Linked DNA regions of Homo sapiens: region 2 is linked to region 1. A link is an interaction called in ENCODE POLR2A ChIA-PET data of the cell type or tissue named here. Cell type or tissue: A673. All regions are shown on one strand. Each heading gives the region's core, and the rest is flanking DNA. Links, peaks and the distances in the headings are about the cores only.

Region 1 (3,350 bases), core at 347-2,846:
TGTTTACAGTTCAGTAAACAACCAACCCAGAGTAAACTTATATGAACTCCTACCTATTCAATGCCTTAAAAAGTATTTACATTATTAAATGTGTTAAACATTTGCCATAAATCATCATTCCAAATTTCATAAATACTAAGCCTTAACGTTGACTATACATGTGTGCTTATCAGCTCATGTAACTCACATTTTTTTTTTTTTTTTTTTTTTTTTTGAGACGGAGTCTCGTTCTGTCGCCCAGGCGGGACTGCTGTGGCGCGATCTCCGCTCACTGCAAGCTCCGCCTTCCGGGTTCACGCCATTCTCCTGCCTCAGCCTCCCGAGTAGCTGGGACTACAGGCGCCCGCCGCTGCGCCCGGCTAATTTTTTGTATTTTTAGTAGAGACGGGGTTTCACCGTGGTCTCGATCTCCTGACCTCGTGATCCGCCCGCCTCGGCCTCCCAAAGTGCTGGGATTACAGGAGTGAGCCACCGCGCCCGGCCAACTCACATTATTTTTTAAAATTCCACTTATGAGAGTGAGGGCTAGTTCAATTCTCTACATGGCAGGGGGTTAGAGATAGAGTTAAACTGACAATCACCTGTTTCTACGTCACATTCATATTTGAAAATGTGTCATGAACTAATAATGTATAGCATAGTAATTTTACAGTTCAGTAACTTCAGTTACCATTTTGGACAGATAACAAGAGATCCAATCTGACTAGCAGAGAATAGTGTAAGACATTTAAAATAGTTAGCAGTTTAAATCAGAGGTAGACAGATTATTTTCCAATGTAAAGTACATATTTCTCCATTTGCATAACACTCACCAGTGGGTAGAATTTATGAAGAATAGAATTTGGTTCATGGAAAGAAAAGCAGGCAGGAGCTAAATCAGATATAACTTTCTTCATGTTTAATAATTGAACTTTAATCCTATTTTGAGACTCAATTCTGATAGAAGTTGGAAAATTAATCTGTCAAACTGTGTATGTCCTAGATAGAAGTCACTTGTCAGGTATGCATATAGTACAAATAATTTTTTTTCTGTCTCTGGCTCTTTATTTTTTTGATATTTATTTATTTATTTATTTAGAGACAGAGTCTTACTCTGTCGCCAGGCTGGAGTGCAGTGGCACGATCTCGGCTTACTGTGACCTCCACCTCCTGGGTTCAAGCAATTCTCCTACCTCAGCCTCCCGAGTAGCTGGGACTACAGGCACGCGCCACCACGCCCAGCTAATTTTTTTTTCTTGTCTTTTTAGTAGAGACGGGGTTTCGTCATGTTGGCCAGGATGGTCTTGGTCTCCTGACCTCATGATCTGCCCGCCTCAGCCTCCCAAAGTGCTGGGATTACAGGTGTGAGCCACTGTGCCCGGCCACCTTTTTATTTTTTTTTCATGTATTTTGATAAGCAAAAGTTTTCAATGTTAATAAAATCAATTTATCGTTTTAAAACACATTTTGTAGGTGTTGTGCCTTCTTTAGGAAACATTTGCATTTTCCAAAGTCACAAGTAATTTCTTCAATGTGTTCTTCTAGAATACATACAGTTATTTAGCCCTCTGTTAAGGTTTATTATCCACTCAGTTAATTTTTGCATTTCATGGAAGGTTGGTTTATTTTTTTTAATATATGGAAATACAGTTCAGCACCATGTGGCAACTCTTTCTTTTACCCATAGATTTGCTTGGCATCTTATCAAAAATAAATTAAACACATATGTGTGTATGTCTAGTTCTGTAATCTCTATTCTATGCTATTGGTCTGTTTTTCTTTCCTTGGCCAATACCAGTGTCTCTTGATAGTGTATATTTATATTAAAACTTGAGGTTCTATGAAACAAATCCTCCAGTTTCTTAGTCTTTATCAAAATTGTTCTGACTATTCTAGATCCTTTGCATATACATATAAATCTTAGAATTCACCTGTCAATTTATTTTAAAAATTCTACCAGAATTTTAATTCAGCCTCTTTTGATATTTGCCAAATATTTGCCAAGGAGTTATTTGCCAAAATATCTCTATCCCTTCCTTCTACAGTTACACATATGGTAGACTCAGAATTCTCCTACTGGTCACTGAGGCTCTGTTCATTTTAGTTCAACCATTTGTGGTCCTCTCACTATTCTTCAGATTAGATAATTTCTTTGGATAAGTTTTTGAGTTTACTCATGCATTCTATTTCTGCCTGGTTTTGTTCGTTCTTAAAGGACTTTGTGCAGATTTCTGTGTGTTTTTATACAGAACTTTTGTAGTTTTCAGTGAGAGAGTTCATCTGAAAAAAAGCTACACCACCGACACAGAACAGCAAATGTCAATGTGGCTTTCTCTCTCTTTCTGTTTAATTTTCAGAACTTTTCTGTGTTTCCAGTGAAACAAGCAACTCTTCAGTGATTCTAAACAGGGCCCTTTCAAGTAGAAACAGTAATTTGGGACATTTAACTAAAATCAATTATGTATAATTAGGCATAAAGATCAATTTCTTGTAAAGTGGTCCTGACTTCACTATAATTTGGTAATTGTTTAAAAATGAAATTCACTAATATAAATGAGGAAACCAGTAAATGGAACACTGTCAAGAGGATGAATTTAAGGGGAAAGAGAATTGAGTAGCATTTTTCATGTGTTTTTCTTAAGATGAAATGAACCAATTAATGTAAAATACTTGGTAAGCATTTAATTAATTTTAGCTTTGGGTACTTTTGCTATTGTTTGGCATAACAACTTCTCATTTAATTTTATTTCCACCATTTTGTGAATACAGTCAAATCCGGTATCCTTTTTATGGCATTCAGGTGTTTATGTAATTGATGTCTATCTACTTTTATAAGCATTTTTCAATATTTTCTTAACCAATCATTTGCTCTAATCAACTAGTGTTAGTGAGTGTATTATGAACAGGCCATATACATTCATATTTTCTCTGCCATCACTCATATATTATATCTTCTCTAGAATAAAGTCTCTCTTCTTTTCCTTCACTTCTGCAAAAATCCCCTTCCTTTACTTCTCCTACTGATTTGCAAAGTTCTTGACAGCAAAGCCTGTGATTGATTCAAATTTACAGCCCTATTTTACAGCATATATAAGGTATTGAATAAATGTTTGATAATGAGAAGAGTACAAGATGTGGGGATGTTCTTAATCTTAAAAGAAGTTCAAAGTATTATCATTCTCTTCTGACAGACATATTTGAAAATAAGTGCTACACAATTTTTTAGTCTGAAATCACAGAGTTATATTTGAGTATTGTACACTCTGGTTTTCTTTTTCTTTTTTTTTTTTTTTTGAGACAGAGTCTCACTCTGTTGCCCATGCTGGAGTGCAGTGGCACGATCTTGACTCACTGCAAACTTCGCCTCCTGG
Region 2 (3,350 bases), core at 462-2,961, 420 kb before region 1:
ATTTAATTCATAATAATGAAAACTGAACATATGACTGCAATTTTAAATTGTTTTGGGTTTTGTTCACAATGATGCAAACAGGAACGCATAGATTCATAGATACACACAAAAGAAAATCAAGACCATTGTTTAACCCCAAATGGATTTTATGCACAACATAGACCAAAGTGAATTTCAGTGAAAATACTGCTGGAGATTCAAATCTGTCATGGGTGCCCACAGTGGTGATTCCATGACAGGCTTCCTCCACCCACACCAGCGAAGCGTGGGCGTGGGAAATGACTTCATCCTGTGCTTCCATTTTCTGATTGATTTGCATAATGCTTAGGAATTTGTGAAATATTTCCACCGGCGTTGTTTAATTAGATTTTCATAACCTAGTGAGTGAGGAAGAAGGGATGATCTCCAATTATGCAGAATGAAGAAACCGAGGCCCAGGGAGGTTGACAGACTTGTCCTGAGTCACCTTTGCTCCTCTCCCAACTGGGTAGGGTCCAAGAGGGCTGGGTTGCGCCACAGTCGATGGAAACGTGTGCATCTCAGGGTGCATCTTGGGATTATGGTGGTATTTCTCCATGTCCAGGGCTAACCGAGCTTAAAATCACTAAGGAGAAATGGGCACCCACTGAGCGAGGTGGCCATCCATTCCAACATCTCATCACGGCCCTGGCCCCAGCAGCATCTTCCAGAGCGACTCGAGCCCATCCAGGGAGAAACCATTAGCAACACAGTGATGATAATTGCATAGTAGGCAGGAATGAATTTCAGATTCCCACCTTGCTCTGATTTTCAGGCCTCTCTTCTGTGGTGGAAGGTAAATATCCCAAGAAAAACAAACCTTGGCTGCAGCTGTCTTCAGGGATCTGTGTACTTTCAAGATAAGGTGAGTTGCCCCAATCATTTTATGATCCTAATTGTTGGGGAACAGGATATTCGTCCTCAAACACATCACTGTGACCCTCCCAGCTTCCTTCTGTGCTGATTAAGATGAAGCCATTTGCTTATGAAGCCCCCCAGACCTGTGGCTTTGATAGTCATTTTTTTCCTGTCCCTAGAAAACCTAATTTCCAGAGGGTATGCCTCACCACAGCAGGCCTCCACGTGGCTTACACAAATAATGCAAAAATCTCCAACAACCCCTACAAAGAACTTGCTCCTGGTGCATGGGCTGCATTTTATTTTGTTTTGTTTTATTTTATTAAATTTTTTTAAATCTAACTAATAACACTTGAGCTGTTGTTTTCCTTACCCCTGTTCCCCCAACACCTTCAATTGTACATAGAGTAATTTCAAACTGTAAGCTACTCCTGACTTAGCTACTTATTAAAAACACTAATATCCTTGGCTGCTTTGATGTCTATGGAACAACAAAGGAAGAGAGTTACTCTGGGCCACTGTAATCCTTGATTTGTCACTAAGTTATGACACCCAGCAGAGCCGTGTGACAGTGCAAATCAATCATCCCATGTGCTCCGCGGGGCCTTCCGTGCCTCCCGCCGAGCCGCTGCAGTTTAATTAGCTTTTTTCACACTACCACAATGTACATCTGCAGCTTCAGCAAGAGAAAGAGATGGAGGCGAGTTCACCGGGAAGCGGGAGCCTTAAAAAAAGTTCATATCGTGGAAAAAAAAAAGTCTGAAAGAAGAAACATCAGAGACCTTTGTAGTTTTTGCTTCAGAGGCATTAAGACTGAGATACACAGGCCTGGGGTACACCAGATTGTTAAATGTAGACTTTAAAAACAGCTCCACCAAACCCTGTGCGGAGGAGCTATCAGATGGTGTTTAAAGGACCTTTTCTTCTTTTGGGGGCAGTCTGTGTCTTCTGTTTTCCTCCTGCCTCTATACCCCACCTTTGGTTGATTGTGCAGAAATTCTTTGAGCCCAGACCTTCTCGAGTCCACCAAGATGAAGGAGGTGAGACCTTGATTCTGCCCAAGTTTTGCAAAACTTTGGATAAGTTCCTCCTGAAAGGTGGTGTCCTTGAGTGAAAATCATGTTCCTCTGTTCACTTTGCAGTGATAAATAATGGCAGCCAAAGACTAAAGGTAGGAATGAGGCCTCGAAAGTTGGGAGTCATTGACGGGGACAGCAGGGGTGAGAGCAAATCAGGCCTCGGTGTCAGGCACAGAGTGACACTTTTGTCCTGGCCCGGGAGGGAGTTAGACAGATGAGATCAAGCTGACTCTGCCTATGCTGGGGGGTGTTCAGGACACTGTCTGGTTCCTCTGGAAAACCACCTACCAGAGGAGGGGCTGGGAGACAGCCAATCTGCTCTTTTCCCGGCCAGTTTCTGGGCAGCTGTTATGGCTCATGGGCGGGTGAGCTCAGACCCTGATGACAGTGATTTAATGTGGGTTGGAAGTTGGGTTTTCTCCTCCCAGAATTCTCTTTCCCCAGTTAGGGGGAAGGGAGCAGGACGGACCATGGAGGTGCTGAGGGGTCCCCTTGTCACAAGTCATCATCCTCTATTCAGGTGATGGCTTCTGCATCACTTGCAGGGAGGATGCCAAGAACCTATCTCAAAAGCTCTCCCTGGAGCTCTTTCTACCCATTTTGTTTGGGCTTTAGCAACAGCCTGGGCCCGTTTCTTCTGTTTCTGTCCCTCACATGTTGGCACATCTCAGCTGATGGAGGCAGGCTCTGCTGTGTGCAGCTGTTCTGAGACTGCACTGCCAGACACTGGAGGGTCTCCCATGAAGATCCTGGCCCAACCTGCAGAACCTTCAGCCCCATATCAAAAGATGAAAGGGTCAGTACTAAAAAGAAATGAGCTAACAAGCCACAAAAGGATGTGGAAAGAACTGAAATGCATATTGCTAAGTGAAAGAAGCCAATCGGAAAAGGCCATGTACTGTAAAAATCCAACTGTATGACATCTGGAAAAAGGCAAAACTATAGGGGCAATAAAAAGGTGAGTGGTTGCCGGGGTGGTGGGGGAGAGGGAGGAGGGTGAATAGGTGGAGCACAGGGCATTTTTAAGGCAGTAAGACTCTTCTCTATGATATTGTCATGGATACATATCATCGTATGTTTGTCAAAACTCATGAAATATACAACACAAAAAGGAAACCCTCATGGAAGCTATAGACTTTAGTTAACAATAGTGTATCAGTATTGTCTTATCAATTGTACCAAATCTACCACACTAATGAGTTATTAACAAGATGTTAATAATAGGAGAAATTTGGTGGTGGTGTAATATGGAAACTCTGTTATTTTCACTTATTTTTTGTAAATCTAAAACCACTCTAAAGAAGAAAGTCTTGTGCAGGATTTGGATTAAAATGAAAAGAAAAAAAAAGGATAAAGTCTGACTGGACGAGGTGGTTCACGCCTGTAATCTCAGCA

The links. Peaks named below come from ENCODE experiments on the same cell type or tissue, not always from the same donor. Only the 100,000 strongest peaks of a DNase experiment are listed, where the experiment ranks them.
Region 2: POLR2A ChIA-PET joins it to region 1 with 5 read pairs; 2 of 35 experiments call an interaction of 5 or more read pairs at or near these places.

What each region holds. Positions count from the first base shown.
Region 1 is chr17:64,945,713-64,949,062 of GRCh38, reverse strand. All of the region lies in intron 2 of LOC107985000 (a long non-coding RNA gene), which reads left to right. Among named protein-coding and RNA genes, the nearest start is that of LRRC37A3, 28 kb to the right of the region's middle. In A673, for the core only: no CTCF peak of the experiment used is centred there; a DNase peak (open chromatin) is centred at 1,692.
Region 2 is chr17:65,363,512-65,366,861 of GRCh38, reverse strand. No RefSeq gene overlaps it. Among named protein-coding and RNA genes, the nearest start is that of LINC02563, 92 kb to the left of the region's middle. RefSeq lists an enhancer at 3,111-3,350. In A673, for the core only: no CTCF peak of the experiment used is centred there; a DNase peak (open chromatin) is centred at 1,451; H3K4me3 peaks cover 409 bases; H3K27ac peaks cover 1,861 bases.